3 separate regions of the Homo sapiens genome follow, and regions 2 and 3 are each linked to region 1. A link is a loop called in an ENCODE intact Hi-C map of the cell type or tissue named here. Cell type or tissue: heart left ventricle. All regions are shown on one strand. Each heading gives the region's core, and the rest is flanking DNA. Links, peaks and the distances in the headings are about the cores only. Region 1 overlaps PACSIN2 (protein kinase C and casein kinase substrate in neurons 2). Region 2 holds the start of ARFGAP3 (ARF GTPase activating protein 3). Region 3 holds the start of LOC101927393 (a long non-coding RNA gene).

Region 1 (10,831 bases), core at 1,483-9,482:
TGTTTGCCTTTCTGGAGATGGGGAGTTACAAATTCCTAATGGAAAAGGCTTGTGGTCAGAGCAGCTCCTTTTGGTCTTTTGTCTAACTTTGTCGTCCCTGCTGCCGATGGATCACCTGGCTCTGTGTTTGGGGCATGCAAAGTTCAGGGACCCAGGTACATAGGAACTGTAGAGCCTGCCCTGTGCCAGGCTGCCAGGTACCCCACCTCCTATGCCAGCCACCTGCCACTCAGGTCTCCTGCCTTGCCCTTGCCCTGTCCTGGCTCAGCTGTTAGTTTTAGCCTGCTAGGGAAAGACTGAGGCGAGCGCAGAACTGCAATCTGTGGTATTCTATTAACAACCCAATTATTGTGTGCCCATGATCACTTTAAGAATCACCTTTTTTTTTTTTTTTTCCAGACGGAGTCTCGCTCTGTCGCCCAGGCTGGAGTGTAATGGCACGATCTTGGCTCACTGCAACCTCCACCTCCTGGGTTCAAGCAATTCTCCTGCCTCAGCCTCTCGAGTAGCTGAGATTACAGGCATGTGCCACCATGCCCAGCTAATTTTTGTACTTTTAGTGGAGACAGGGTTTCACTATGTTGGCCAGGCTGGTCTCCAACTCCTGACCTCAAGTGATCTGCGCACCTTGGCCCCACAAAGTACTGGGATTACAGGCATGGGCCACCGTGCCCAGCCAAGAATCACCTTGTAAAACACAATGACTGCCGCGGGCTGGGGAAAGGGTTGGGAATAGAGGGATGATAGCTAAAGGGTACAGGGTTTCTCTTTGAGGTAATGAAAATGTCCTACCCTTGACGGTGGTGATGGTTGCACACACCTGTGAATATACTAAATAACATTGAATTGTGCCCTTTAAATGGGTGAACTGTGTGACGTGAATTATATCTCAATAAAGCTGTTTTTTTTTTAAGGCAGTATAGTATTAGAGCGATGACAGACCAGTAGAGAAGTGGTGAAAAAAAAATTGTAGAAATTTTATTGTTTCCAAATGACACGACCTTTTGCCAAATATCTTGATTTTCATAGCAGGTCCCGTTCCATGGGAGGCACGGGTGTGGTAGAGAGAGGAGGGACTTTGTATCAAGTGGACCTGACTGAATCCCATTCTGCCCTTATTAGCTGGGTGACCTTGGGCAGATTGCTTATGTTCTGTGGTGGTTTCCTTCCCTGTAAAACAGGGCTAGGAGTACCTATCTTATAGTGTTTCAAATGAGCGTGGTAAACGTGGTACAAGCAGTCATTTTTACCATGCGACAATCATATAACAAAAGGCCTCAGATAGAAGCAGCAGCCTTGCTGGATCCTGTCCTGTCTTTGAGTCCTGCTAGGCTGATGAACTGGCCTGCTGGAGCTGCACTGACCGCTGGGCGAAAGAATCCCCCTGGGAAGTGCTGCCCTGCGTGTTGTTTGCCGCCTCTGCAGGGGGCCTGAGCTGATGGGTGGCGCTGCTGGTCTTTAGTTAACTTGGTGGACTCTCTGTTTCTGAATTTTCTTCCGCCTTAATCCACATGGTTTGAGTAGGCTGGTTGCACACTCTTGGAGAACCAGCACGAGATGTCCCTCATTTTATTTATTTGCACTTCTGCTCAGCCTGTACATTGTGGGCCGGGGCAGGGACCTTGGCTGCTTTGACTGTGGGACCCTAAGCACTGTGCCTGGCATTAATGTTTGTTGAATGAATGTCCAATGGTTTCCAGTCTTTGATGACAGAAGCCAGATCAGAACTGGAATTCCAGCTTAGGCTCTGCATGCCAGAGGCCAGCAGGTGAGCTTCCCTGAGCGGTTTCTGTCCCAGCATCACCTAAAGAGTGGTCGGGCAGCTGTATCACTGCCAGGGACAGGAGAGCTGCCTGAGTCAGTCTTGTCTTCTGCCATAGTCCACGTTTCCTGCCTGGAATCCACTAGTGAGATGTGGCTGACATGGGCAGGGAGAGGGTGTCTTTAGCCACACTGGAGATCTGGTCTGATGACTTCCTAGTCCCACTACTATTCAGTTCAAAGTCAGTTTTCTTTTTCTGCGCCGCCCCCCCCCCCCGCCCACACCTTGCTCTTGTGACTGGGTACTTGGGGCAGGACTCACAATGCCTCCACCCACCCCAGGCATCCAGGCTGCACTTTGCCTGAGGGCATGTGAGGGTGGCCCTGTGACTTGGACTGTGAATGGCTGCTGGGCTGGCCTTCCCTTGCCCTGTGCTGGATGTGGCCCTCACCCCCTACCCCAGACCTCACCCTCCACCCCCCACCCCCAGTTCTGCCTTGGGCCTCTTCTCCTTTTCCAAGTTCAGCTTTTTATTAAGCAGAAACTATCCAAGACCCAGTTCTGACCGTTGAGGGAAGTCAAGTTGGAGGGGCAGTGTTGTGTAGCCTGGCTTACAGGCTGGCTCTCCTTGCGCCAGCTGTGGGACACTTAGCAAGTTGCATAACCTCTCATCTGGGAAATGAAGATAACAATGCTTACCCCCAAAGAGCTATTTTCATGATTAGCCAGAAATAAAGTAAGTGCTGTGTAAATGTTTATTGAGCAGCCTGTGTTTGTTGGATTTAAAAGAAGAGAGTGAGTCTTTTAAACAAAAAGCCCTCCCATAACCAGCAGCCCTAAGTGGGGCTCTGGGACAAAAAAAAAAAAAGTTTTCTGGTATCCTGGCTTGGGGGAGGGAACAGGTAGACAATTTTTGTATTTTTTAGTACAGACGGGGTTTCACCATGTTGGCCAGGCTGGTCTCAAACTTGCTTCCCCAGAACTCAGGCGCTGCTTCTGTCTTAGTGGAGTGAGTGCTTGCCAGCTGTGGCGGGCGTGGCACTCTGGTGTTCATCTTCTGTGATGGTGCCGTGGATTTAACTAAGCCAACCACAGGATATAGTGAAATATGTGTTGACTTCTCTGCTTTTTTGGTGACGGGCTGTGTGGGGAGGGGTGGTAAATAATTTCTCAAGTAGTGTAAATTATTATCATATGTCAAGTAATAGAGTCTCATGTTATGTGGTCTTTGCTTTTATTGGTATTTTTCCATTAAGGAATTTCTTTTTCTCTTTTTTTTGAGACAGGATCTCGCTCTGTCACCCAGGCTAGAGTGCAGTGACGTGATCTCAGCTCACTGCAACCTCTGCTCCCTGGGGTCAAGCGATTCTCGTGCCTCAGCCTCCTGAGTAGCTGGGATTACAGGCATGTGCCACTACACCTGGCCAATTTTTGTATTTTTTAGTAGAGATGAGGTTTCACCATATTGGCTAGGCTGGTCTCAAACTCCTGGCTTCAAGCAATCCATTTGCCTCAGCCTACCAAAGTGCTGGGACTACAAGTGTGAGCCACCGGCCCAGCCTAAGGAATTTCTAAACACAAGATTTTTTTTTTTTTTTTTTTTTAATTGATCATTCTTGGGTGTTTCTCACAGAGGGGGATTTGGCAGGGTCATAGGACAATAGTGGAGGGAAGGTCAACAGATAAACAAGTGAACAAAGGTCTCTGGTTTTCCTAGGCAGAGGACCCTGCGGCCTTCCGCAGTGTTTGTCTAAACACAAGATTTTCAAAAGAGATTTTTAACCTACTTCGTTTTGTGTTATAAGGTAAGACTAGATGGCTGTTTTTAACTGAACATTTTTGAATGAATATGAGTAGCAAGAACACTGGTAAATAGTGTATATCCACTTAGCACAGTTTCCCCTTGCAGTATGTTCTTTTGCCAATTACGTATTTTCCCATCCCTACATACACCCGCTTGGGCCATGTTGAAAGGAGGAACCGCCCTGAACTGGCCCTGCCCTGGCCATTACCACTTAGATCCTGGCTTGCCAAGGGGAATGGGGGAGTGTGCATGTGTATCTTCTAGGAGGGCACCTAGCAGAAATTGATCCCTTGAAATATTTGTTTCCTGTCTGTTTTTGCAGGTTGGTTTCCATATCTACTCTTTCCTGTAGTGTCTGTATTTTTTGTTACTGTATGAGATTTTAAAAAGTGTTATTGAATAATATGCATACCTAAAGTGCACAGATCTCAAGTGTACATATCAGTGAATTTTCACAAGCCCAGCACACCCATAGCCAGTTTAAGAGCCACAGCACAGCTCCAAAACCCTCCTGGCACCCCTTCCTGCCTGCCTCCTCTTTCTCTTCCCTGTCCCGGCTTCGAAGGGTGTAGATTAGTTACGCCTTTTCTTGTGCTGGATCCAAAGGGAATCGTACAGCATGTATTCTTGTAGGCACAAGCATTTTAAAATCTTTCTCTCCTCACCTAAAGCTTTATTGTTTTTTTCTTCACTTTAAATTCTTTGTAAAAATTGAAGAAGCGAGGTGTTTTTATTTCCATGTAATCACAGTTGCGTATTTGAGTGTCCTAGTTCTTAGGAGACAGTCGTGCTGCTGAGAGACCATGGGGTCACCTGCCTGTCTCCAGGGGACTCTGTGTCCCCAGTCCTGTCTCCTGCATGAGGCTTCCTGTTCATCTGCTGACAGGCATTGCCTTGTTGTGTGTAGTCACAGAAGGAAGTTGACTTCCACATGTAGGGACAGTGTAAGATTATCCTGTGCAAGCAAGTCCCTGTCCCACTGACTGCTGTGACGCCCCTCAGATGCAGAGAGAGCATGCTGTCTTTTTTCTCTTGTAAGCAGGAGGATCCCAAATACAAGAAGATATTAGAAGACTCATGTATGGTGTAAGTTAGTTTGTATATAATTTGATTTTTTGTGTGTTGGGGAGGGGGTAGTATGAATTTTGTTCTCAGACCTCTTCTCCCTGATTTTCCGTGGAAATACTGAAATTTCTCTTTGGCCACTTTCTGAAAAGAGAGCTCTTCTGTGATGGCCACAGCAGGCAGGAGCGTGCAGTCTGGGAACCTGGGACTGTACAGCGAATGCAGCAGTGTATGGGAATGACCTTATCTCGGCAGCCAACAGGAAATGATGAAATGTGCTGGGAGAATTCAGCTGAGAGACAGAGGTCAGACATGCCAGCAGGGTTGGAAAGAGGCAGGTACGGAAGCTGAGCTGCAGAGTTAGCCGGCATCTGACAGAAAAATGTGAGTGTGCTGTGGAAGGCTTGCATTTCCTTTAAGGTAGACCTCTTTGAAAGTAGAATTTTCACGGAATTGTTTTCTTTCTCACTGAGTGACTGATTTAACAGAACTCTCACCTTCTATGCAAGCGCACCTAGTTTTAGAGCTCCGTGACGGCAATGTTCAATTAGTTCATTATTAACTGAGCAATGCAGAATGCTTTATCCAGGGTGCTTGGAGAAGATGTCAGAGTAAGTGTTTGATTTTCTTGGAGAATAGATTTCGGCTTAAACAAATGAAGGATTGTGTTTTGTAATTTTTGACTCTGGTTTTAGAACATACGTGCGTGTTTCCTTTCAAAATAGATGCAATAACTTTGCACCTTTGCTTTGGCATGTTTTAGAGTAGCTGACATACTTTAGCTGTATTTTTTTCTTACCGAGTAGCTAAATGAGTTACTTGAGTTAGCTGTTAATAGAGGGCTTTTCCCCCTACTTTAAGGCGTTAATGTTTATTACATGCTGCCATTTTCTTTCTTTACAGCCAAATCTAATCTACAAACACATAAGTGGGACTTGAGAGAGAAAGCAAATTATCTTTTCCAGGAGACTGTAATTGCTGTTTCATGACTGTTTACTGCAGAGTCTCTGATCACCTGCCACCGCTCCAGGACCCCTCCCGACCACCTTCCCATCCTCCCCCTCAGTTCTTCTCATTTCTCATCCCAGCTGGACCCTGTGCCCTCGTCCCCCTCTGAGGGCTGTCACTAGACACTGTTTATATTTTTGTCGGGTAACAAAATGTAAAAGTCTTATTGTTTTAATAACTGAGCAGCCTTATGTACGTATTCAATTGTTTCTTAGAAGTCATATTCTGGAATTTTTGAAAAACAGTGGCTCCCCTTTATTGCTGTGGTGCTGTAATTCTAATTAGATTTTTAAAATCCTGATACTTAAGTGACCCATCACTCAGTGAATTATACTTACTGGATTACTGATTGCCATTAAAAAGGCAGCATCCTCTCTCCGTCCTCCAGAAAATACTGTGCTGGTGCAGCCTGTGCCTCACAGAAAAACATGCTTTCTTGTTAGGATGTTACCTACTGTGAAGTGTGTGTTTCAAATACTTTTAAGATTGCATAGGAAAGGTTTCTAGAAACCCCCAAGGTATATAGTATGTCTGTCCGACCTTAATCGGGCCCATCAGTTTTGTCTTTGCTCTTGTAGCTCTGAATATCTCTTTCTTCAGATCCCTTCCTTCTTGTCAGTAAAACATCCTACTGAATTCTGCATGAATTTTAAATGCTGTATTTATGAAAACAGCAAAGAGGTTTCATAACTTCAAACCAAAGCATTTTTACAGGTATGAGATTTATGCCAATAAGTAAAAATACGCCTTCCTTTTTTCTTTTTAAACAGTGTTAGTCCTTTGAGACCCGTTTGCCCACCCACACAATTCTGTTATTCATTTGGTGGCATAATGCAGAAGGTGGGAACGCAATATTTAGAGCTGTAATGGCTCTTGGACTTAATATTCCAGGATCCTCACTTTACCAAAGGAATTGGGATCCAGAGGTGACGACTTGTCCAAGGTCACTCGTCTCGTTGGTAGCCGAGTGAGTCTGAAACCCTGGTCATGAGACTCATTACTCTTTCCATTACAGTAATCTGCTTTCTTCGCATTATTATCTTAAGATGAATATCACTTAGCTAAGAGTGTTTTTTTTTTCTACTGATGAGTCCGTTCATATTTGTTTCACTTTCAAACACTCAGCTTTTATTCAATAACTTTTTTGCTGTAAGTACCATTTGCATAGATGTATAGTGAATTACCTCAAGTACAAAGAGCATTGACATTTCTTAAAAATCAACAATTCTCTATATTATAAAGTTTTGCTTGCCTCTCCCCTAGCTCAGGGGAGAGACAGTCAATTGTTACTGATAGAAGCGGGCCTCACGATGGGATTGCTTGCCAGATGAGAATGCCAAACTTAATACAATCACAACTAATACAAGAAACAGACAAGCACTCAATTCTTCTTTGAAACAGGATTCTTCAGGGTGTGAAAGGGAAACCCCAAACCTTTAGCATTTCTGCCTTTCAGCCCCTATAAGGGAATACTGACTCTGTCTTGAGCTGAACTGAAGAGGTATTGGAATATGAAAGACTTTAAAATAATACAACATAATATAAATAAAGGAGAAAACGATTTAATTTATAAAAATGGAATTTACTCACAATTTTCCAGAATCATTAAAAATGGTCTCTGCTAAAAATTCAGTTTGAATCCTCTGAAATTCAGGTGTGGGAGTTAGTTATAAACAGGTATGCTGAGAACAGTGGGTGACTGTTCCTAGACCTCGGTGTGGCCATCACTGTCTGTCCAAAGTCACCTTAAAATACCTTGGGGAGGTTCACAGGATAGCGCTTATTTGTATTTTCTAAAGTATTTAGAATATATGCCTTGAAGAATTTCTGAAACAAAAGCACTTCAGGAAAACTGGCACTTTCATAAATATGTTAATTGTATTTGAAGTTGAATTTAATAACTTTACAACTATTTTAATTTATGAAACTGAAGAATGAAGTGGAATACATAAGCAATATTTTTATGCAGTGTGTCAGAACTGTCTTCCCTCCTGGTGTTCTAGTGGGCACTTTCTGTCAGTCTCCTTAAAGAGGTGCTGCTTTCATTTGGTGAGCCAGGCGACATTATCCTAGAGAAGAAGTGGGGCTGCAGGCTCAGGAGCCGCAGTGGCTTAGTTCGCTTCTCCCATAATTTAGTTACCTTTGTTCCCCAATTAGCATTTTATACTTACTATTATATTTTCACTATATATTAAGTATAGAATATTCCAATCGGCTTCCTTTTCTTAGTGTATAATTGACCTTCTTATCTTCTGCAGTCTATAAGTAACATTTGATATGCTTCCCTCCCTGGCCTCTAGCTTCTGCCCACATTAGTATAAATGTTGCTGTGCTTGTGAGATTTAAAGATGAGAAAGAGATACCAGACTGTTGCAGTGCTGGCATTGCTCCAAACTGAGAAGGGGTTAAACGGCAGCCCCCTGGGGCTGCTGTTGGCTTAGAAATCTCAGAGTTTGTGTTGTTGGTGTTTGGGCCTTTTTCATGTCCACCTCTGTCCAGGGCAGCTCTCCAGACCAGATTCTAGAAGTGGCCTCAGAACCTTCTCTAAGACTATGAAGAAACATCCCCCAGTATCCTAGGCCCTTAGAGTTTGGTAAAGAGGAGCATGTATGTGTGTGTCAGTATGGTGAGATAGTAATTAGACAAGGGTTATTGATTTGAATGAATGAATGAATGAATGACATTGTTTGCTTTTCCATAGTGATTACTTTTGAAGGCACTATAGTCACATTTCACTAGGTGGTCTAAATGCATTTGCATGTCACAGTTCTGCCTTGACACCAAGTAACAGGTTGTGTCTACCTGACGTCTCCTCCAGCCCTGGGGCTCTGGCCTAAGTTTTTTCTTATTAGACTCTGTCATATATGAATCATAAGACATAAATCTTTATGTGGGCTCATGGTACATATTTTATTTTGAGAAACTTAAAGAATCTAATAGGAAGTTAGAATTAATTTGAAATGTGTGCCAGTGGTCATCACAATAGTATGGCATTTAGATTATCTTTTTGTTAATGTGAAGGGTGCTATGAATTTCATACTCAGTCATGTTTCCCATCAGGATTTGTTCTACAGTGGAGTCCTTGAAGGAGAACAAGGAAGAATGATTTTGCTGGAAAATGCTTACTTGACGAAATGTTGATGTAATTAACAGGACAAAATGTTGAACTTCCCAATTTGGAACTCTCTCTTTGACTCTTAAATTCCTAACATAGATTGGTAGTGCTAGTTTAACAAAATAAATGAAGCACATGACAGTTTTGGGGATAATGAAATGACTTCTCTATCTTCTCTGCTATGAACTGACACATGAAGAAAAAATAGCACAGGGCGTAGTAGACTGATCACCAGTATCTATTGATTTGGAAGACAGAAACATTTGTTACTACTTTCCCATCTATAGGGACGGTCACCTCAGGTTCACTTAGTCAGATCCTACCATTACTGTGCAGGAAGAATGTTAGAAAGCAAGACTGTAAAGCCATGAAGGAAAGTGGCAAGACCACTTTTGGTGGATAAATCTTTCATACTTCACATTGAACTCGAAGACATTAAATTGAATCTTAGGTGTACCCAGTGAACTTCTGAGGTTGAAGAGTTTGCATTTGGGATGGTGGAAGTTGTCATGATGATGAAAAGTCATGATGTGAGGCTATGTAAACTGTACTTGTCCCAGCACCTGACAGCCTTTTTTTTTTTCCCCCTGATGCTATCTCCAGGTATGACAGCTTTTATTGGTAGACATGCAGGCACCTGAGTGAGCTCTGGGCTTATTTCCAGCCATCCGTTAGATCACTGCCTGGAGGGACAGTTCACCTGGATGCTGGCTGGCTGGATCAGTTGATTTGTTTTTTCGTTCGTTCGTTCGTTTGTTTGTTCATTCATTCATTCATTCATTCAGTTTACCTTCTTGGTCTCTTGTCCACGCAGTTCACATCAGGCACTGTGCTAGACTCTAGGGATCCATAGACGGTTAGGATTGAGTTCTGGTCTCTGAGGACCTCACAGTCCAGTAAGGTAAAGAGACTTCTAAGCAGCAGGGTGGTGAGTCTTAAAGAGCTATTGGGACCTTATTCTGCCATGAAGAATGGAGGAGATTGGGGGGAAACTCCAGTTTGATGATGAGTTTTAGAGGGAGTGGTTTGTCAGGTACCCAAGAGAAGCAGCGGGAGCAATATATGCAAAGGCAAGGAGGTCAGAATCTGCCAGACTTAGGAGCTTGTTGTGGCTGGAGTGCCGTTTATATGTGGACATGCTTCAGGAACATCATATTTATCAGATCCAAACCAGTTTGTTCTTAATTCTATTTTTCTCTTTGTGGCATTATCACCTACCATGCCTCCGAAATTTGAGACTTTGAATCCCTGCCCCCATCCCCCATTCCCTGGCATCATCCATCACTATGTCCTGTCTGTTTTTCCTCTTGGATATATTCCTCTTTCCTGGTCTTCTAACCATTTCCCTTTCTCCAGACTTGAACCTCCAGAACTGCGATGTCCAGTGTGGTAGCCACTAACCACGTGACTGTTTACATTAAAATTGACTAAAATTAAAAAGTCATTGAGACCAGTCTGGACAACATAGTGAGTCCTCTGTCTCTATAAAAAATAAAAAATTAGCCAGGTGCAGTGGCACATACTTGTAGTCCAAGCTTCAGAAGGCTCAAGTGGGAGGATCGCTTACACCCAGGAGGTTGAGGCTGCAATGAGCTGTGATAGTGCCACTGCACTCAGCCTGAATGACAGAGGGACACCCTGTCTCAAAAAAAAAAGTCAGTTTCTCACTTGGACTAACTACTTTTTAAGTGTTAATAGCTGGTGGCTGCCATACTGGACAGCCCAAGACTAGAGGCTCAATGGGCTGTTCTCCACTCTCTGTCCAAGGGAACCTTCCTTTATGTGCTTTTTGCTTTCAAGATAGGGTCTTGCCCAGTCGCCTAGGCTGGAGTGCAGTGGCATGATCTCGGCTCACTGCAACCTCCGCCTCCCAGGTTCAAGTGATTCTCTTGCCTCAGCCTCCCAAGTAGCTGGGACTATAGGCACATGTCACCATGCCTGGCTAATTTTTTGAGTTTTTTGGTAGAGACAGGGTTTCACTATGTTGGCTAGGCTGGTTTCGAACTCCTGACCTCAAGTGATCTGCCTGCCTCAGCCTCCCAAAGTGCTAGGATTACAGGCATGAGCCACCGCACCC
Region 2 (10,831 bases), core at 1,079-9,078, 100 kb after region 1:
AGCCTCCTGATTAGCTGGGACTACAGGCACGTGCCATCATGCCCCGCTAATTTTTCAATTTTTTGTAGAAGTGGGATCTTGCTATGTGGCCCAGGGTGGTCTCAAACTCCTGGCCAAAAGCCATCCTTCTGCCTCAGCCTCCCAAAGTGCTGAGATTACAGGCATGAGCCACCACACCTGGCCCCAGTAAGTTCATTTCAAATGTATCTGGCCTATACAGAAAGAATATGTCAAAGAGATAGCATTCACTTGTTTTCGCTTGGCACTAAGCAAAGTCCACAGGTGTTGTCTTCCAGGGGCAAGGGACAGGATCTGTGCGTATTCTCACTTGTGATTCATCATATGACTATGTAGCCATGTCTGGTTTCTCTTTAGGGTGGGATTTGGCTTTCAGCAAGCTCCTATTAAACAGTAAATGAACTAAATAAACACAATGCTGCTTCATTTGGCCATAGCTATGCCAGGATCTCTTCATGAAAGACGAACAGCAAAGAGAATTAGAATGCAAATACTCTACAAGACGGACAATACTGGGCTGGGTGGTGGCTCACCCCTGTAATCCCAGCACAGTGGGAGGCCGAGGCAGGCGGATCACTTGAGGTCAGGAGTTCGAGACCAGCCTGGGCAACATGGTGAAACCCCATCTCTACTAAAAATAGGAAAATCAGCTGGGTGTGGTGGCGGGTGCCTGTTAATCCCAGCTACTTGGGAGGCTGAGGCAGGAGCATTGCTTGAACCTGGGAAGCAGAGGTTGCAGTGAGTCAAGATCATACCACTGCACTGGGTGACAGAGCCAGACTCCGCCTCGAGAAAAAAAAAAAATGTGTAGCCCAGGATGCTCAAAGGGTGGGGCCTTCTCAACATTCCCACCATCCTCATGGCAAACCCCTGGATTGTAGAGGGATTCTGCTTCTCTTTCCCCTCCTTTTTTGCATTTGAATTTGGATTACTGGGTTTTATTTCTACCCCTCCCCTGGCAGCAACAGATCTTTGCCCATTCCCTGAGACAGAGAGAATTTACTGCTTTTGCTTTTTTTCTTTCTCTTTTCTTTCTTTTTTTTTTTTTTTTTTTTGTGACGAGTCTCCCTCTGTCGCTCAGGCTGGAGTGCACTGGCTTGATCCTGGCTCACTGCAGCCTTCCCCTCCCAGGTTCAAGCAATTCTCGTGCCTCAGTCCCCAAGTAGCTGGGACTACGGGTGTGCGCCACCACGCCGAGCTAATTTTGTATTTTTAGTAGAGACAGAGTTTCACCATGTTGGCCAGGCTGGTCTCAAATTCCTGACCTCAGATGATCTGCCCGCCTTGGCCTCCCAAAGTGCTGGGATTACAGCCATGAGCCACTGTGCCCAGCCTGCTTTTTTAGAAGAGAAGAGTCCAGAGGAAGCAGGTGGGGTCTGTGCCTGTTCCTGAGCAGCTGGATGCCCACCCCACAGAGAGGTCTCTCTCCGGGCTCTTTGCCAGTCCCCATCTTCCTTGTGAAGTACGGTTTCTGATGGAGGTTTATTAAAAAGGGCTTATGAATGAATGTGAACTCCCTTTGTATCTGAGGCCCCCAGCTAGTCCAAACTCACATGCCAACCTACACTTGGCCTTTAAGACTTCATTAAAATTATAGCCGATTTCCTGTTGCCAACTAGTTTGGCAGTAACCTCTTTCTCCTGCGCTCTGCCAAAGGTGAAGGGGTTCTTGTGTTCTGTCTTTGGAGAGGCTTCTGTTGTCTCTCTTTGGCGCTGAGGTTACTTGGTTGCCTTGCAACCTCAGCTTTCTGATGGGCTCAACAGAAGTTACAATTTGGTAGATTATCCAGCTTTTCTCATTATGATATTGGGAGGGAGAGCCTTTGTAGCTTTCTACATTCTAAGCCCATTCCACAAATCTTTATTGAATGCATACTATGTGCCAGGCATTATTCTAGGTGCTGGGGATAAAGTAGTAGAAAAAACAGGCTGAGCACAGTGGCTCACACCTGTAATCCCAGCACACTGGGAGGCCAAGGCGGGCGGATCACTTGAAGGAGTTTGACACCAGCCTGGCCAGCATGGTAAAACCCCATCTCTACTAAAAATACAAAAATTAGCCAGGCGTGGCGGCAGCTGCCTACAAACAGCTACTCGGGAGGCTGAGGCAGGATAATTGCTTGAATCCACGAGGCAGAGGTTGCAGTGAGCTGAGGTTGCGCCACTGCACTCCAGCCTGGGTGACAAAGCGAGACTCTGTCTCCAAAAAAAAAAAAAAAAAAGTAGAAAAATAGATCTGATTTCAAGAGATTTATATTCAATTGAGGAGAGGCAGATACAGATAGATAGAATATTATATATCATAATATTAGATGCCAATAAGTTCTATGAAAAACACTTAAGCAACTGACAGATAAGACAACCATAGTGTATTGGCCGGGTGCTGTGGCTCACGCCTGTAATCCCAGCTCTTTGGGAGGCTGAGGTGGGCAGACCACCTGAGGTCAGGAGTTCGAGACCAGCCTGGACAACATGGTGAAACTCCGTCTCTACTAAAAATATAAAAATTAGCCACGTGTGGTGGCATGCGCCTGTAATCCCAGCTACTCGGGAGGATGAGGCAGGAGAGTCGCTTGAACCTTGGGAGGCAGAGGTTGCAGTGAGCCGAGATCACGCCATGGCACTCCACCTGGATGACAAGAGTGAAACTCCATCTCAAAAAAAAAAAAAAAAAAAAAAATTAGCCAGGCATGGTTGCGGGCGCCTATAATCCCAGCTACTCAGGAGGCTGAGGCAGGAGACTCGGCTGAACCTGGGAGGCAGAGGTTGCAGTGCGTCAGGATCACACCACTGCACTCCGGCGAGACTCCTCAAAAGAAAAAGGAGAAAAAACATTTGATTTCAAGAAATATATATATATATATATATATATATATATATATATATTTTTTTTTTTTTTTTTTGAGACAGAGTCCCGCTCTGTCGCCTAGGCTGGAGTGCAGTGGTGTGATCTCGGCTCACTGCAACCTCTGCTTCCCAGATTCAAGCGATTCTCCTGCCTCAGCCTCTGAGTAGTTGGGATTACAGGTGCCCACCACCATGCCTGGCTAATTTTTGTATTTTTAGTAGAGATGGGGTTTCACCATGTTGGTCAGGCTGGTCTCGAACTCCTGACCTCATGATCCACCCACCTCAGCTTCCCAAAGTGCTGGGATTACAGGTGTGAGGCACCGCCCCCGGCCAGAAATATATATTTTTGTATTCAATTAGAGCCAGATAACATATAGATAGAATATTATATGTTATAGTATTAGATGCTAAGTTCTATGAAGAACACTTAAGCAACCATAGTGTATAAATGGTACCTCCTACCCCTTCCTCCCCTATTCGTGTAGATACTGTCTATAATTTACTGCTTTTGTTTCCCTCTCCTCAATCTCTATGGTGGAGAATGGGCTAGACTGCACTACTCTGATAATATAACTTAGTAAGATTTCAGCTCCAAGTAGTAAATGGGACCATCATTCCCATTCCCATCAGGAAGGATAAAACTGCTCATAAACATGCCCGGTATTCTGCATAAGGCCAAACTAGTACCCGGTGGACACAAAGCACAGGTGTTATACTTCGACTCAATACAGGAAGAACTTTTAAACCATCAGAGCTACCTGCAAAAGTAATGTACTTTTCTGGAAGATAATCAATTTCCCTTTCTTGGAAAAGTTGCAGCTTTGGGTTTATAAGTTACATTGTCTGCAAGCTCCCAACTGCCACCGAGGGTCTCCAAGCAGATAGGTGGAGTGTACATTTCCTGACTTCTAACAGTAGAAAGCCTCCACCAAAGGCTCTTCAGGATATCCCTAGGAAGCTGCTCACCTGTGCTACTCAGCACTGATTCTTTAATTTCTTTGTACAGATGAATAAACCATGGTTTATTTTATTTTACTTTTTGAGACAGGGTCTTGGTCTGTCGCCCATGCTGGAGTGCAGTGGTGCGATCTTGGCTCACTGCAGCCTCGACCTCCTGGACTAAAGCGATCCTCCCACCTCAGCCTCCCAAGTAGCTAGGACTACAGGCCCATGCCAGCATGCCCGGCTAATTTTTGCATTTTTTTATAGAGACGGGGTTTCACCATATTATCCAGTCTGGTCTTGAACTCCTGAGCTCAAGTGATCCTCCCGCCTCAGCCTCCCAAAGTGCTGGGATCACAGGCATGAGCCCCTGAGACTGCAAATAAACCATGCTTTAGAGAAGGTAAGTGTCTTGACCAAGGCCACAGAGCTAGGAAGCAGCTGGCTGAACTGGGATTGAGGCCAAGGTAGTGCCTTTGATGCCAAAACCTGCTGTCCTTCCTCACTATCACCCAACCTCTTTCCAGTGGCTCCACACCCATTGTGGTGACAGAGGCACCTTCTGCTGAGTGTAAACTCTTCTGGCTGGAATTGTTTCCCAGAGGGTAGGGTGCAGCCCCGAGGGCCGGGGTTAAAAGTCAAGCTTCTCATCTGGACTCATCAGTTCTGACTGAGCACTTCTGCCTCAACCCGCACTGCCATCTCTCCATGAACGTGACACAAAAGCCCTTGGTTTCAGAAAGCCAGTTTCCGGGCAAAGAAAGCTTTCCACCCAGGGCCTGGCGTGAGCTGAGGGCAAGAATTAAAAAGAGTCGGGCGCGGCGGCTCACGTCTGTAATCCCAGCAATTTGGAAGGCCGAAGTGGGTGGATCACCTGAAGTCAGGAGTTCGAGACCAGCCTGGGCAACATGGTGAAACCCTGGTCTCTACTAAAAATACAAAAATTAGCCGGGCGTGGTGATGTACGCCTGTAATCCCACCTACTCGGGAGGCTGAGGCAGGAGAATCGCTTGAACCAGGGAGGTTGCAAGGAGCCGCAATCGCGCCATTACACTCCAGCCTGGGGGACAGAGCGAGGCTCCGTCTCAAAAAAAAAAAAAAAAAAAGGGAAGGCCACCAGCTAAGGTCCGGCGTCAAGGCACGGGCCCTCCGTCCGTCTCGTGCCGAAGGAGGGCGCGTGCGCCCCTTCCCCTGCCTCTGACCTTTCCATGGAAGCAGCCCGTTAGGCGAAATGGCGATCGACCAGGCGAAACGTTGGTGGATCCTATGGCAGCGCGCGTGGCAGGCAGCCACACCCGGGCCCGGCTTCGCCCAGCGCTAAGGGCGTGGAGCCGCGCCGCAAATGGCGCGCGAGCCTCCTGCGCACGCGCGTGCAGCGCCTGGGGTCGGGCCAGCGGCGCGGCTGAAGCGAGGGCGGGGAGGGAAAGCGAGCGGCGCCTGCGCCCCGGCGGTGGACGGGCCCGGTCGTGGGCGGGGATTGGGGCGGAGCCTGACCGTTACGCGCAGCCCCGCCCCCGCGGCCTCGTCGCTCCTGCTGAGGCGGTAGCCGCTTTTCGTCGACTCTTACCGGTTGGCTGGGCCAGCTGCGCCGCGGCTCACAGCTGACGATGGGGGACCCCAGCAAGCAGGACATCTTGACCATCTTCAAGCGCCTCCGCTCGGTGCCCACTAACAAGGTAGCGGCCGCGGGCGAGTGCGGGCCTGCCTGGCATCCCTGCGGGAACCGGCGGGAGGCCCCGCGGGCGCCAGTGCCCGTGGCTTGGGAGGCGGGGCCGGCGCGGCCTGTGACACGTCGCACTGTGGGGCCGCGGCAGCCTGGCCGGGCCGGGGCGGGCGGGGCCGGGCAGCTGAGAGGCCCGGGCGGGAGGCCGCAGCGCGGGGGTCCTCACGCGAGCCGGGGAGCGTTCCCGGGGGCGGCGGCGCGGGCACACCCCCCGGCGAGCTCTTGGGGCGGGGGGCGAGCACCGGCGGCTCTGAGCGGAGGCGGGGGCGGGGGCATCCTCGGGGGCGCTGCGAGGAGGGAGCTCCCGGCTCGGAAACCCCGGCTGCTGGCGCCGGATGCGGGGAAAGCGCGGCTCCCCCAGCGCCACCCTGGAGCTCGACCCCGCCTGTTGGAGCCGGCTTGGCTCCTCGGGCCTTGCGGTGCCTGCCTCAGTTTCTCTTCTGATAAAGTTGCCGAGTAGTCTACGCTTTGGCTTCCAGCTTTTGTCGCTTTGGCCAGGGAGGCTCACCACAGCCTCCTCCCTCTCCTCGGTTCTCTTTGGAGATGGAGGTTTCCTTTTTTTTTTTGTCTCCAGAGGCTGTTCTCTCCCTGGAACTTTTACAGCTTTGCGCAGCTGGCTGGAGGCGTTGGGGTGACGCAGGGGGCTAAGGTGACACGTCGGGTCGGAGAGGGACTTGGAGAGTGCAAAGGGCTGTCGCGTCAGCGTGGGCTCTCCCCGCCCCTCCTGTGACACGAGTGTTGTCTGGTTCCCACTGTCACTTCCCGAAGGGAACAGCTGTTATTGAACCTCGATATGCTGGCATAGAAAGTTCCCGAGTGTTACAAAATAGGTGTTTCTGTTGGTTTTAAGTCTTGATGGTACAGGGGAGCCCATATTTTTTCCAGCCTAGGTGAGGAAGGAAACAGTTTATTGGAGGTGATGTCTGATGGATGTGGGAAAGTTAAGAGAAAGGCTCCAGGAATTCTCCAGTGCCCGTTTCTTTACTGTTCTCTTGATTTTCACATTTTTATTTATTTATTTTTTTAGAGACAGGGTCTCACCCCGTCACCCAGGCTGAAGTGTAGTGCCTTGATCCTAGCTCACTGCAGCCTTGACCTACCCAGCCCAAGCCATCCTTCCTTCCCAGCCTCCTGATGAGGCTGACACCACAGGGCTGTACCACCACGCCCAGCTAATTGTTATTATTAATTAATTAATTAATTAATTTTTGTAGAGACAGGGTCTTGCTATGTTGCCCGTGCTGGTGTCAAATTCCTGGGCTCAAGCAGTCCTCCTGCCTCCTCCTGCCTTGGCCTCCCAGAGTGCTAGGATTACAGGCATGAGCCACCATGCTGGCCTTAATGTTCTTTTTTTTTTTTTTAACGTTTTAATTTTAATTTTTTTGAGACAGAGCCTTGCTCTGTCGCCCAGGCTGGAGTGCAGTGGTGCGATCTCAGCTCACTGCAACCTCTGCCTCCTGGGTTTGAGCAATTCTGCCTCAGCCTCCTGAGTCGCCAGGATTACAGGCATCCACCACTACACTCAAGTAATTTTTATATTTTTAGTAGAGACGAGGTTTCACCATGTCAGTCACTCTGGTCTCAAACTCCTGGCCTCAAGTGATCCACCCGCCTCGGCCTCCTGAAGTGCTGGGATTACAGGCGTGAGCCACCGCGCCCAGCCTTGATTTTTAAATTTAGATTGATGTGTTTATAAAGAGTGGGTCCTGTGTAACTTAGTCAAGATTAGGATCTGCGGTTAGCAATGTGTAAACTATATTTTTTTGTCACCTTTATCTCAGAAACATCAACATGTATTCTCTTTGATTTAATTCAAAGATAATTTTAAATTAGAAATCAATGTCTTTATATCAAGAGGCTTTTGAGAGACAGGCTTGTATTGTCCAAACTGCTACTTTCTAGGTATGTCACCCTTGGACAGGTTACTTGACCACTTTGTCCCTTTTTTCCTCCTCTGAAAATGGGGCATGAACTAGACCTGACTCAGAGGGTTATTGTGAAGATTAAATGGAATAATCCAAGAAAAACACTTAGAGTAGGAACTGCATATAATAGTCTTCAATAAATGGCAGCTGTTTTTATGATGAAGAACACACCTGTGAAAAATTTATATTCTGTAATAAGATTAATAAAAGCAATGAGCAAAAATGTTTTCTGGTAATGTTTAACAGTAATGTGCTATATTTCTTGGTTGAGACCTTTTATTTGATCATTGGTTTGAAACCCTTACCTAAACGAAGATAACAATAGCATTTTAAAATTGGGGTCATAAAAGACAGCTCTAAGATACATGAGCCAGGAAAGGTAATCAAAGAAAAACAAGTCGGCTTACTTTTAGAACATGGTATCCAATTTCTTCGTCTCATGTATGATGATTTACTCTAGATCAAAGGTCATGAGGGTCAATTCTCTTTTTTCTTTTTCTTTCTTTTTTTTTTTCTTTTGAGACAGTCTAGCTCTGTTGTCCAGTCTGGAGTGCAGTGGTGCGATCTTGGCACACTGCGACCTCCTCCTCCCAGGTTCAAGCGATTCTCTTGCATCAGCCTCCTGAGTAGCTGGGACTACAGGCGTGTGCCATCACGCATGGCTAATTTTTGTATTTTTAGTAGTAATGGAGTTTCACCATATTGGCCAGGCTGGTCTCAAACTCCTGACCTAAAGTGATCCGCCTGTCTCAGCCTCCCAAAGTGCTGTGATTACAGGCGTGAGCCACCGCACCTGGCCAAGGGTGAATTTTCTTGTTTGTGGAAATCCTTCTTTGTTGCTATACCATTCCTTACTTTTATATAGATTGGGTTATTCATTCAACAAGTATTCATTAAGCACCTATGCTATGCTGGGCACTGTGTAGAGCATGAAAGGTATGTACACTGATGGTATGTTCCTGTCCTCAGGGAACTTATAGTCTAGTGGACAGATGAAGGGCAGATGCAGGACGGCAGGTGGTATGTTTTCTGCTCTGAAGCACAGTGTGGTGGAGCGGGAAGAGTGGCTCTGGGAACAGACTGCATGGGATCCAGTCCCCATTGTGGGCATTTCCACTAAGGAATTACTAAGCAGTGGCCACTTCTTATCTGTCATACTTAATTCAGTAATTCCTTAGTTTTCTTTAAAATGGAGATCAAGATTTACCGCCACCATCCCACGCCCGGAAGGGCTCCTCATGCTCTCTGCAGCATGGTGCTTCTGTCGCTTACAGAACAACTTGCCTTTGATGATTTTCAAGAGAGTTGTGCTGTGAGGTGGCAAAAGTATCCAGGCAGCAGGATGCCAGTGCCTCAAGGAAAAAATGGTCCTTTTCGGCAATGTGTTCGGTACTGGGGGCTTGGCCCTTGTGTATTACCGCATACAAAAGACTTTTTCCAGGGCTTTGTATTACCAGTTGGCATTGGAGCAGGTGCATAGCCATCCCAAGGCACAGGGAGCTCTGGGCCCTCTTCTCAACATTCACTGTCTCAAACTCACCAAGCACAACTTTGTGGACATTGCTGATGCCAAGTTGAAGATTCCTAGCTCTGGATCCAAGTCAGAGGGCCATCTCCATGTCAGCTCATCCAGAAGTGCCCCTTTCAGAGGTGGCACCTTGATGAGGTCTTCCTAGAGCCCAAGGATGGCCAGCAGATTCCCTTGTTCAAGCTCAGTGGGGAGAATGGTGAAGAAGTGAAAAAGGAGTAGAAACGATCCAAAAGACCCAGCTTTCTTCTAGTCTGGCCTTCCCTTATCTCCACCATGTGCCCACCAGGGGTGATGGCCCATCTGAGTGACAGACACTCCCGTAAGCTAATTTTCCAGCCACCAGTGGAATGATTGTATGTGCTGGCATATGGTAATTTTGGTATAATTCTAACTTGGGCACAACGAATGCTATTGTCATTTTTAAACTGAATCAGAAAGAAACTCTTATTATAAGATAATTTATGTGAAAGTTCTTTGTTTAAGAAAGCACATGATAAAAGGAATCAGAATTAAGAAAACATTCATTGATTTAAAAAACAAATAAATAGGCCGGGCGCGGTGGCTCACGCCTGTAACCCCAGTACCTTGGGAGGCTGAGGCGGGTGGATCACCTGAGGTCAGGAGTTCAAGACCAGCCTGGCCAACATGATGAAGCCCCGTCTCTACAAAAATACAAAAATTAGCTGGGCATGATGGCGAGTGCCTGTAATCTCAGCTGTTCGGGAGGCTGAGGCAGGAGAATCGCTTGAATCCAGGAAGCAGAGGTTGCAGTGAACCAAGGTCACGCCACTGCACTCCAGCCTGGGCAACAGAGAGCGACTCCATCTCACACGCACACACAAATAAAATAAAATTAAATAAATAAAATGGAGATCAAGACTAGCTACATAATTTGTGAAATGTACAAAATGAAAATGCAGGGCCCTTGTTTGAACAGTATTAAGAATTTCGGCCAGACACAGTGGCTCACACCTGTAATCCTAGCACTTTGGGAGGCCAAGGTGGGTGGATCATCTGAGCTCAGGAGTTCGAGACCAGCCTGGGCAACATGGTGAAACCCCATCTCTACTAAAAATACAAAAAATTAGCCAGGCGTGGTGCCATGTGCCTGTAATCCCAACTACTCGGGAGGCTGAGACAGGAGAGTTGCTTGAACCCAGGAGGCGGAGGTTGCAGTGAACCAAGATCACGCCATTGCACTCAAGAGTGGGCGACAGAGCGAGACCCTATCTCAAAAAAAAAGAATTTCAAGATGAGGCTAGGCGCGGTGGCGCCTGTAATCCCAGCACTTTGGGAGGCCGAGGCAGATGAATAGCTTGAGCTCAGGAGTTTGACACCAGCCTGGGCAACATGGTGAAACCTCATCTCTACCAAAAAAAAAAATTAAAATTAGCCATGCATGGTGGCTCATGCCTGTGGTCCCAGCTGCTCGGGAGGCTGAGGTGGGAGGATTGCTTGAGCTCGGGAGGCAGAGGTTGAAGTGAGTCGAGATCATATCATATACTCCAGCATGAGACCCTATCTCAAAAAAAAAAAAAAAGAATTTCAAGATGAGACAGCAGAGCATTAAGCCAATCACACACTCTTTTATTCTAAGTGTGGGGCCCTCTGCGACTGCATAGATCACACACATGCCCAGGAAGCTGGCCCTGATGGGGATGATCATAGTACCTTCTACTAGTACCCTACTAATGAAAGCGTTGTTAGGAAGATGAAATTGGCTAAAGTGCCAACAATAGTGCCTGAATTAAACACTCAATATTAGCTGTTATTATTATTTGTATACTAATTATTCTCATCATTAAACAAAACAAATTGTCAGTCAAAAGCTATTTCTTGCTCA
Region 3 (10,831 bases), core at 2,812-10,811, 91 kb after region 1:
TCTCTAGGGGTCCCCAACTGCCAGAGAAGCCCTCAGGAGAGCCACAGCTTTGCCCAGACCCCAGAGTAGCACTTGGCATGCCCCTGGGCCAGGTGGGGCCTTGTCTCAGGCAGCAACTTGTGTGTGTGCACACCTACCTGCCCACACCTACCATGCACACACCAACCCACACACATATCTGTGTTGCTAGGAGCAGAAACCATAGTTTTATAAAACAGCCTGGATCCTGATTACATGTGCTCTGCCTGTGAAGACTTTCTGTGCAATGTCTTTTTCTTCTTTGAATGGTCTTCAATGATAATCTTTTTTTTTTTTTTTTTTAATAGAGACACGGTCTCACTCTGTTAGCCAAGCTGGGTTACAGTGGTGCGATCATAGCTCACAGCAGCTGCAGCCTTGATCTCCTGGGCTCAAGCAGTCCTCCCACCTCAGCCTCCTACGTAGCTGGGACCACAGATGTGTGCTACCACCCCACCCACTATAGGAATCTTTTTTAATGCATTTGCAGTTTACCAAAATGGCTTTTCACATCTTCAATTTGAAAAGTGTTATCTTGTCCGGGCACGATGGCTCACACCTGTAATCCCAGCACTTTGCGAGGCCAAGGCCGAAGGATCACTTGAGGTCAGGAGTTTGAGACCAGCCTGGCCAACATGGTGAAACCCTGCCTCTATTAAAAAATAAAAAAATTATTCAGGCATGGTGGCACACACCTGTAATCCCAGCTACTGGGGAGGCCAAGAGAATCACTTGAACCTGGGAGGTGGAGGTTGCAGTGAGCTGAGATCATACCACTGCACTCCAGCCTGGGTGATGGAGTGACACTCTGTCTCAAAAAAAAAAAAAGGAAAGAAAATTGCTATCTTAGCACCTAAGGAAGCTGGAGTGGCCTAGGGCCAAAGTGGACCCACAGCAACCCAGATTCTTCCCTCTCTTGCCCTCTTTGTGAAGCTCCCCCAGAAGCAGCATCTACCACTCCAAGAGGGAAGCTGGGCCAGAACTCAACCCACACAGGCTGAAGTGTGCCCTTGCCCCTAGGCTACACTTGTGGGAAAGGCTGCCTTACCACCACCACCCCAACCCCTGACTCAGCAGGGAAGCCAGGGCCTGGGGGCTGTGCCCAATGGCCTAGCTTCTAACCAGTCTTCAGCCTCCTCCCCTCAGCACCCAGAGTGCCAGCCTGCTGTCCCCAGACACTCTTCCCCTGGGCTGGTTATCAGCTGCCTCTGCCCAGTTTGAGAAGTTGGGTTTTTTTGTTTTTTTGGATTTTTTTTTAATGTGCCTTTAAGCCATCTTCATCCAGTTTCTGATATCTTTGGTTGGGGTTGTTACCCCCGACTTTGTTGGTTTATTTGTTTATAATTTCTAACTCCTTTTCAATCCTGCCTATTGGGTTTGACAGTAATTTTGTAGATTTAAAATGTTTCTTCCAGATCCAAGTAAATTGTCAAAAGCAAACTGATTGAAATGAACCTTCTAATCACCAGTTCACATTTGCACAATGTGAAAGCTTTCCTGTCCGTTCTATTTTCTGTGTTATCCTGCTTTTTAACAATGCAAAATTAGCTCCCAGCCAGTGTGGCTTGACTTACGTCTCTTGCGGTGTTCTGGCTGTTTGCCACATGGTAGTGTGGGGTTACAGGCCTCATCCTAGCCTCGGTAGCCTGGATCCAGGCCTGTGAGAGCACAGCAACCAATGAAGGCAGGACAAAAGAAACGCCAGGGGCCCGAGGCACGAAGCGGTGGAAAGAGATGGTGGTTCATCGTGGCTGCTGCCCTGTGGCCCCTGCATCTGCTCCTGATGCCTCTGGGTTAGATCTGCAGGCGCACTGGTCTGGCAGAAGCGGCACGACAGTGGGAGGCTGAGCCAGTGCTTACGCATGTCCCACCCTCCCAGGGTTCTTTAGTGTCTTAACACTTAATCTTCACAGTACCCCCAGTCCACAGATGAGGGCCACAGGCCCAGGGAGTGGACGCAGTTGGTCCAGGTCTCCCAGCCAGTGAGTGATGGCTGTGGGATTTGAGCCCAGGCAGTCCGGGGAGCACTGGAAGCCCCAGGTATTAGCTCCGCAGGCATGTTGACCAGCATTGCTGCCATACAAAATCCAAAGCATCAGGGAAATGCTAAACCAGGGGGAAAACTGCATCTAATTCTGAAAAATGGACCAAAAAATGCCAAAGAGAGTTACAAAACTTCAAACTTAGCAATAAAGGCAAAACAGCACTGGGACTATTTCTTTCCCACCAATTGCTTGCTCCTGACGAGGTCCGAGCCAGCAGGCCCAACTGGCCTTCCCTGCAGTGAGTTACCAACCAGAAGCACACAGGCCCCTGCCCACCCCTGGGCTCTGAGCTGCTCTGCTTCCCTAACCTGGCAAATGCCAGACCTGGGGCCCTACCCTAGTGCCACCTCCCCCTCACCACCCTAGTCTGCCTCCTTGAGACCAGGATCCATCAGTTCCTCTCATCTCTGTATCTCCTCTTCTACCCAAGGCCTGGCCAGAAGTAGGAGGTCCTTCAGGTTGGAACAACCAAAGATAAATGGAACCACGTTAATACATTAGAGCCACAGGGAGATTCCAGAACAGCGCCAGGGGCTCCTTCTCAGGGTCTCAGGAAGGGTTGACACATGGCACCGTGCACAAGTCATCAGCCAGGTGCTGGGGATAAAATGACAGGTATGACTGTCAGACATGGTCCCTTCCCCTCGCAGCCTGGAAGTTGCAGAGGAGAGGGATTAGCAAAGGCAGAGAGACCCCAGAGACAGCTGCTGGGAGCAAGGCGGCCGGGGCCCTGGGGAGGGGACAGAAGAGGCCCAACGTGAGGGAGGGGCACAACCGAGGGACGATTCCTGCCACCTGGCCAGGGTGGTGAGGAAGGCACAGCCCTATGGAGCTGGATGCCGCAGTCTCAGTGGGAGCCACTGTGGCAGCTGAGAGCAGCTTGTTCCAAATTACTGTGTGAGACTGTCATCTCTAGGTCTGTCAGAGGCCCATGACCAAAGAGGCAACTTAAAATGCATGCATTTAGTAGAGAAATGACCAGGCCCTCGGCCTGCCCGCCACAGAATGCCTGGCCCTCCACCCTCTGTGGGCTCAAAGCTCGTGAATGCGGCTCTGTAGCCCACCGTCGGTGTCATACCTCTCATGGAGACGGCTCCCTCTTTGTCTTGCAGGGGATGAGCTGACCAAGATGGAGGACGAGGATGAGCAGGGCTGGTGCAAGGGACGCTTGGACAACGGGCAAGTTGGCCTATACCCGGCAAATTATGTGGAGGCGATCCAGTGATGAGTCGGGGACAGGCCAGCGGGGGGACGGAGGCGGCGGGCCCAGGAGCCTCAGCCAGCCACGTGGGCATCCACTCCTTTTCCTGCAAGAGATGATGGTTCCATTGCTCTTGGCTTCATGGTGTTCCTGGAAGGCAGATGAGCTGGTCATTTCGCCTGGGACTCGGCACCTTTCCGAGTGCAGCTGGAGGGATCTGAGCGCAGGAAGACGCAGAACAACAGAAATAGCCGCCCCTCCCCGCCCACTGTGCCTGTTGGCCTATCATAGATCTCTATGTTCTTGACTTTGTCTCTCCTTTCCGAGTCAATGGTGGGTTACACTGATCTTGTTCCACTGATTACTCTCTCTGACGAGTCCATCACCTGCAACTTAAATGAACAAGCTTACATCCCATTTTGAGTGAAGATTTTGAGGTTTTTAATTTAAAGGCTGTGTACAGTTATACTTTTTTATACACCTGTTCATTTCTACTTAAATTATGGCACAGATTGATGCGCACCAGTCTTGAGGAAACGATCTCCCTATTCCCTTACCCTGTTACTCAGCCACGCCGTGTGTAGGCTTAGCCTCAGGTGGCAGATGTTTGAGGAAAGGAATTATGCCAGGAAGGTGGGACCGGGTTATGGTCGGGTTTCTATTGGGAATGCTCTTTGTGCTTTTGGGCATCTGAATGGAAGCTTTACATAGAACCTTAGGTAGAACTCCCCCAAATCGCCATATTTAAAAATTATTTTCACTCTATTCTTGCTTAAAACTGTACTCTTTTGCAAATTAACAATTTTATCACTGATTCAGAGTTAAAAAGAAGACTAACTTTTCAAGCAAATGCATCTGTAAAGATGCTTTAGATTAGACTGTCATGTCTCAGTGTCTATCTGTATATATTATTTGATATTCAGAGAATCTAAAGCACTCGTCTACTGTTTTAATGAGATTTAACAGCTTTTAACAGTGAGTTTCGTTTGTAAACTGCTTGAAGTCTGTGGCATTCAGGCACACGTCTGGCTGGCCGGCTGGGTCTCCTCCCGGGCTCAGTGGGCCTGGGGCCTCTCTGACGTGGTGCCTGCTGGAGGGAGGCTCGTCGTCACCAGCTGACTGCTGGTCCGGCTTCTGACCGGCCTTTGTCCTGGCTCCGTAGCAGAACACTGTAAAAGTGCCCGCGTCTTTGCAGTAGTTGCAGATTTCAGTCGTCGTGTTACTTGTGCACAAACAGAAGCTGGGTCTTACCCGCAGCACGAGTGTCTCGGGCTGCCCGGAGTCGCCCGGGAGCAGGTGCTGCAGCCAGAGTTACGCGGGGGCCACGCGGGCCGGCGGGGGTGGGGGGAACGTGGGGGAACCTGTGTTTCACGTGACTCAGCAGTGCCCGCCGCCGTCACCAGCTATGCATTCACTCCGTTTCCAGTGAGCAGATGTCTTGCTTGGAAAGTGGACCTGTGTCTGTGTCTGTCCTGAGAACTTACCAGCAGAAATCCTCATTTCTGTGCTACGGATTTACCAAAAATTGTCAAGTCTTTTTCAGTTTAACAGTTCCTTTACATGTGTAGTATTTGAGGAAAAAAATCAATAAACAGTTGATCTCGTGCATATGGAAGTCCCTTCGCCATCATCTGTCTTCATGCCCACTTCACTTGGCGGGGGTGGCCTCCCTGGGGCTTACTAGCTTTGGAGCTGGGCAAGATCCAGGGCACAGGACCCCTGCCCAAAAGGCCACGGCCCACTGCCCCTGCCAAACTGGAGGTTGGGGATTTGAGGCACCTGAGCCCCTTGGGGTTCCCTTCTCCCCGAGACCTGCTGCTGTTTGACCTGGGCTTCCACATGGTGCGGGCATCGGCTGGCGCCTCTCTATTGCCCCAGCCCAAACAGCAGGACAAGACTGACATCACCCATAACTCTCCTATGAGCACATTTTCCTGAGCACCTACTGTGTGCTCTCCACTTTTTACTTACATTATCTGCGTCTCCAAACATCTCCACAGGGTATGGGCAAGTCTCCCCATTTCCATTCTACCGAGGAGGAAACAGAGGCTCCAAGAGCCAGCCAGGGTTTCTTGAGGAGTCTCAGCCAGCCCAAAGCACTGAGCGAAATCCCTGAGGAACCACCCCCTCCCTCGCTGGAGAAACTGAGGAGGGAGGAGGCTTGGACTGGCTTGAAGACAGGAGAGAAGCAAGACGTGAGGGCGGCTGTGGCCACGCTCACCGAGCCCTGGGAAGGCTGCCCAGAAAAGCACGCCAGCTGGGCATGGGGCCTCACAGAGCACCTGGGAGGAGCAAGGCAGGCAGCTGCCCCTGCAGTGTGGCTTTGTCCCAGCTCAGCAAGGGTATGGGACAGATCCTTGTCACGCAGCCTCCTTGTCTGAGGGGTGGCGGGTCCCCTGCTCCCAGCTTCTGAGGAGTTGGAGCCCTACAGCGCAGGGCGGACACCCGGCTCGGCCCACAGCCCCAGGCTGCAGAGAAACAGGCAGAACGGGGTTGGGAGGGAAGGTGGGGGGTCAGAAGCAGGCTCCTGGTGCCAGTGGCCTCAGTCACTGCCCAAACACCATGGCAAGACCACGGTCCCCGCTGAGCTGGATGAAGCAACCTCCACTCTGAGGCTGGATCACACGGCCCCCCCCGTGAGAGATCTGGCAGGGCCTCTAACTGCCCATCTTCCCTCTCCTGCCCTGCCCTCAGGGGCCAGCTTGGAAACTTCAGCTTGTCTCTAGGCCTCAGTTTCCCCAAGTAGAAGTGATACTTTTCCAGTTGGAGAGTTAGAGCAAGAAGAAAAGGTGGCCTGGGCAACATAGTGAGACCTTGTCTCTACAAAAAGTTTAAAAATTGGTCGAGTGTGGTGGTGCATGCATCTAGTCCCAACTACTTGGGAGACTGAGGCAGGAGGATTGCTTGAGCCCAGGAATTTGAGGCTGCAGTGAGCCATGATTGCACCACTGCACTCCAGCCTGGACGACAGAGCTCTCGAGACAGTCTCAAAAAAAGAAAAAGGCCGGGCACGGTCGCTCACACCTGTAATCCCAGCACTTTGGGAGGCCGAGGCGGGTGGATCACGAGGTCAGGAGATCGAGACAATCCTGGCTAACACGATGAAACCCCGTCTCTACTAAAAATACAAAAAATTAGCTGGGCGTGGTGCCTGGCACCTGTAGTCCCAGCTACTCAGGAGGCTGAGGCAGGAGAATGGCATGAACCCGGGAGGTGGAGCTTGCAGTGAGCCGAGATCGCGCCACTGCACTCCAGCCTGGGTGACAGAGCAAGACTCCATCTCAAAAAAAAAAAAAAAAAGAAAAACGCCACAGGCACTCAGGAGCTGGTCATTGTCACGATTATGAGTGACACCATAGGCAGGGGCCCAGGGTTCTCTGCTGTCCATGGCTGCCCTTCGCTCCTCCCACAGCCACCACCCTGGATCAGTGCTGCCACCAACTGTCCACACCTCTTCGGGTCCCCAAGGCCCCTGAGTTGACACTAGGGGGAGTGTTAGCCCCAGAGCCCTCTCCTGGGCCAAAGCTACCTGGAGCTCAGGACAGGGGTATTTCATCATCTCTCTCCATCCTTCCCACAACCCAGAAATGTCGGGAGGGTGAGCAAGTGCTGCCAAGTGACCGGAGTAGGGATCTGGCTTTGCTGCAGCCTGAGCTAAAACTGGGCCTTCGGAGGTCCCTGCAGATGGAGAACAGGGCTGACCTCTGCTCTGGGCTCTGATGCCAGATCCTGGTCCACTCAGAAGCATGTAGTGAAGGCCCGACTGGGCAGCCTGGGCTGTGTCAAGGCCTCAGGCACTGGATAGGCCTGGAGGGAACCCGCTCACAAGCCATCGGGATAGGGATGGGGGAGGTTGGGAAGGACTTGTGTGGACCACCTGACCAACCCCCTCATAGTTCATGGGGAAACAGGACAAGTGAGAGGAAGCAGTGACTTCGCCGTGGGCACAGACCATGTGGTTTGGGAAGCTGAGCAAGGCCTGACCCCTGAGTGGCCCAACCTGGTGAGGGATCAGCTGGCTCTCCTTATGTATCCATTGTGCAGTCATTCATTCACCATGCATCTATTGAGCACATACTGTGTGTGAGACTCAGCGGTGCCAGGACAAACATGAAGAGAAGCCAATCTTGCCCTTGGGAAACTCTGGTAGGCTCAGAGAAGGACCTGTGTTATTCTGACACCATGATGGGACAGCCAGAGACAAAGGGCCAGAGTTGTCTTCTGAGAATGTGTGTGCTGGGTTTCAGAAGTCTCAGGCCTCCCAACCCAGGCTCCAAGGCCTCAGAGATCAGAGCACTGCTCAGTCCTTGAGCCGTTCCCCAACTTCCTGTAGGAAGTGTCCCTGAGTCCCCACCTGGGCAGGAGGCTGGACCACAGACAAACGGAAAATGCCTGAGCTTCATTTGCTGAAAAGTAGGGATGACTGGCGGGCACAGTGGCTCATGCCTGTAATCCCAGCAGTTTGGGAGGCTGAGGCGGGTGGATCACCTGAGATCAGGAGTTCGAGACCAGCCTGGCCAACATGGTAAAACCCTGTTTCTACTAAAAATACAAAAAATTAGCCGGGCATGGTGGTGGGCACCTGTAATCACAGCTACTTGGGAGGCTGAGGCAGGAGAATCGTGTGAACCCGGGAGGCGGGGGTTACAGTAAGTCAAGATTGCACCACTGCACTCCAGTCTGGGAAATAAGAGCAAAACTCTGTCTCAAAACAATGACAACAAAAAAACAGGGGTGATGAAGTGAGGATAACTTAAGGGGTGCTCAGAAGCCAAAGACCCTGCCAGGTGGGCACCCCAGCCTGTGGGTGCCCTGTAAGCTTTCCTTCCCCCACCCCTTTTCACAGTCCAAGGTCTCCCCAGAGTGGTGGCTGTCCGCTCTGCTCCCCTCCCTTGTCCACCCTTCCTGAAGCCTCCTCTGAGGCAGGGAAGGTCTGCGCCCCTCCCCAGCCCTTCCACAGACACCTGTGGAAGACAAAGGCCACTCTCTGGGCCTCGGTTTTCCGAATAAATGGGCTGCATCTCTGTGGCCCCTGTGGTGGCAGCAAGCAGAGGGGCCCTCAGGCCAGGACGGAGTCAGCTCCAGGTGCCAGCCAGTGAAAAGAACCAGGGTCAGGATGGAGGTGGCTCCACCACACCTGGGAGGATGTGCCCAAACTGAGCTAAATCTGGCCTCGCCTGCAGTTGAGGTACGAGGCTCATTTCTGGCCAGGCATGACCACCACCAGGCACAGGGTCGGAGGAACCACAGTGCTCATCCTCCCTCTAGCCTGGGTATGTGGCACTAAACCAAAAAGAAAAAAGAAAACGCAACAAATCTGGGACTATCCTATGAAACCCAGATTATATTGTTCTAGGCATCTACAAATCCTTTGTGGAAAGGGCTAGGAAAGGAAGGAAGGAAGAAAGAAATGAACTAAATAAGTGATGTCACTCTTAGGGGAAAGGATACCAGCACCAACGGCCAGTGGACCAAAACTCAGACGCCAGAGGAATACTAGGTGCTAGACCTCCCGAAGGTTGCAGAAACCCAGAGCGCCTTAGGGTTAGGGTTAGGGTTAGGGTTAGGGTACGAGGACCTAAAAGACCCTGAGCTCAACAGCATTCGGATCACCAAGGCAGCCGCCTCAGGGCATGTGAACTACATACAGTCACTGGCCGCTTCTGGGCAAAGACAGCCAGGTGGCCCTGCCACTTTATGGTATTTTCCAATAGGAATCTTAATTATTTTTTCCTGATTGTAAAAGGAACAAAGGCTCAGATGAAAATTTGGAAATTTAGTAAAGGTATTCAGAAAAACATTAGTTATCTGTGATCCTGACTTCCAGAGGTTACATTGCTAACATTGGGGTGTATTTTTTTCTGGTATTTTTCCTAACATATATGCACATGTGCCATTTTCTTTTTTTCTTTTCTTTTCTTGAGGTGGAATTTCACTCTCGTTGCCCAAGGCTGGAGTGCAATGGCACAATCTCGGCTCCCTGTGCCCCCCACCTCTCAGGTTCAACAATTCTCCTGCCTCAGCCTCCCGAGTAGCTGGGATTACAGGTGTGAGCCACCACGCCCAGCCACATGTGCTGTTTTCTTGTCGTCATCATCATCATCAATGTGTGTATGTGTCTTACAAAATTGGGATCGTACTGTAAATATAGTTTCGTTCTCCTGCCATTTGATCATGAGCATTTTCTCATGTCCCTAAATATACTTCAATTAAAAATAAACACCAGACATAGTGGCTCATACGTGTAATGCCAGCACTTTGGGAGGCCGAGGTGGGAGGATCACTTGAGCCCAGGAGTTCTAATCCAGCTTGGGTAACACAGGGACACCCTGTCTCTACCAAAAATAAAAAAAAAATTAGCCAGGCATGGTAGCACACACCTGTAGTTCCAGCTACTCAGGAGGCTGAGGTGGGAGGATCACTATAGCCTGAGAGGTCAAGGCTGCCGTGAGCCATGATTGCACCACTGCACTCCCGCCTGGGAAACAGAGCAAGACCCTGTCTCAAAAAAAGAAGTGAAAGAAGTAGAGGAGGTGGAAGGAGCAACAGGAAAGGCTGGCACACTCAAGTGTAACTTTTATTGAAAAAAATCTGGCTGGGCATGGTGGGTCATACCTGTAATCCCAGCACTTTGGGAGGCCGAGGTGGGAGGATGAGGTCAGGAGTTGGAGACCAGCCTAGCCAACATGGTGAAACCCCGTCTCTACTAAAAATACAAAAATTAGCCAGGCATGGTGGCACACACCTGTAATCCCAGCTACTTGGGAGGCTGAGGCAGGAGAATTGCTTGAACCTGGGAGGTAGAGGTTGCAGTGAGCTGAGATCGTGCTACCACACTCCAGCCTGGGTGACAGAGCAAGACTCCATCTCAGAAAAAAAAAAGAAAAAAATCCACATGTAAGTGGACCCATGTAGTTCAAGCTCAAGTTGTTCATGCGTGAAGTGTACTGTTTAGTGGCCGAATGATACTCATGCTGTAAGTCCCATGTTGCTGAGCATTTGCTTTGTTTCCCATTTTTCTCAGTTCTTAAGGTATAATTTATGTATATACTTTTTTTGTTGTTGTTGAGATGGAGTCTCCCTCTGTTGCCCAGGCTGGAGTACAGTGATGCCATCTTGGCTCACTGCAACCTCTGCCTCCTGGGTTCAAGCGATTCTCCTGCCTCAGCCTCTTGAGTAGCTGGGACTACAGGCACCCACCACCATGCCCAGCTAATTTTTGTATTTTTAGTAGAGGGGGGTTTCACCATGTTGGTCAGACTGGTCTCGAACTCCTGACCTCATGATCCACCCACCTCAGCCTCCCAAAATGCTGGGATTACAAGCGTGAGCCACTGCGCCAGGCCAAAAACACTCCTTTTAGTGTACAGTTCTTGAAGTTTTGATGAATGTATACAGTTATGTAATGTACTAGTCCATTCTCATGCTGCCACAAAGAACTTGCTCAAGACTGGGTAATTTATAAAGGAAAAAGGTTTAATTGACTCACACATCTGCATGGCTGGGGAAGCCTCAGGAAACTTATAATCATAGCAGAAGGGGCAGCAAACACATCCTTCTTCACATG

The links. A loop is a pair of places that touch in the nucleus more often than their neighbours do. Peaks named below come from ENCODE experiments on the same cell type or tissue, not always from the same donor. Only the 100,000 strongest peaks of a DNase experiment are listed, where the experiment ranks them.
Region 2: a loop joins it to region 1, with 3 times the contacts of the local background. A loop is called at or near these places in 15 of 110 quality-filtered maps.
Region 3: it touches region 1 in a loop (2.3-fold over the local background); 17 of 110 quality-filtered maps call a loop at or near these places.

The regions. Positions count from the first base shown.
Region 1 is chr22:42,953,983-42,964,813 of GRCh38, reverse strand. All of the region lies in intron 1 of PACSIN2 (protein kinase C and casein kinase substrate in neurons 2), which reads left to right. Among named protein-coding and RNA genes, the nearest start is that of PACSIN2, 56 kb to the left of the region's middle. RefSeq lists enhancers at 1-93, 94-875, 4,817-5,111. In heart left ventricle, for the core only: no CTCF peak of the experiment used is centred there; DNase peaks (open chromatin) are centred at 2,354, 2,767 and 4,843; H3K4me3 peaks cover 3,710 bases; H3K27ac peaks cover 4,232 bases.
Region 2 is chr22:42,851,768-42,862,598 of GRCh38, reverse strand. It overlaps ARFGAP3 (ARF GTPase activating protein 3), which reads left to right and starts at 5,326. Exons shown (of 16, transcript NM_014570.5): 1 at 5,326-5,485. The coding sequence starts at 5,417. It also overlaps the pseudogene COA1P1. RefSeq lists a silencer at 5,051-5,800 and an enhancer at 5,323-6,167. In heart left ventricle, for the core only: no CTCF peak of the experiment used is centred there; DNase peaks (open chromatin) are centred at 5,268 and 6,188; H3K4me3 peaks cover 2,498 bases; H3K27ac peaks cover 2,207 bases.
Region 3 is chr22:42,863,814-42,874,644 of GRCh38, reverse strand. It overlaps PACSIN2 (protein kinase C and casein kinase substrate in neurons 2), which reads left to right. Exons shown (of 11, transcript NM_001184970.3): 11 at 3,176-4,872. The coding sequence ends at 3,288. It overlaps LOC101927393 (a long non-coding RNA gene), which reads right to left and starts at 3,231. Exons shown (of 3, transcript XR_001755575.2): 1 at 3,142-3,231; 2 at 2,560-2,660; 3 at 1-2,153. In heart left ventricle, for the core only: a CTCF peak has its summit at 6,736 (motif pointing left); DNase peaks (open chromatin) are centred at 5,564 and 6,684; H3K27ac peaks cover 651 bases.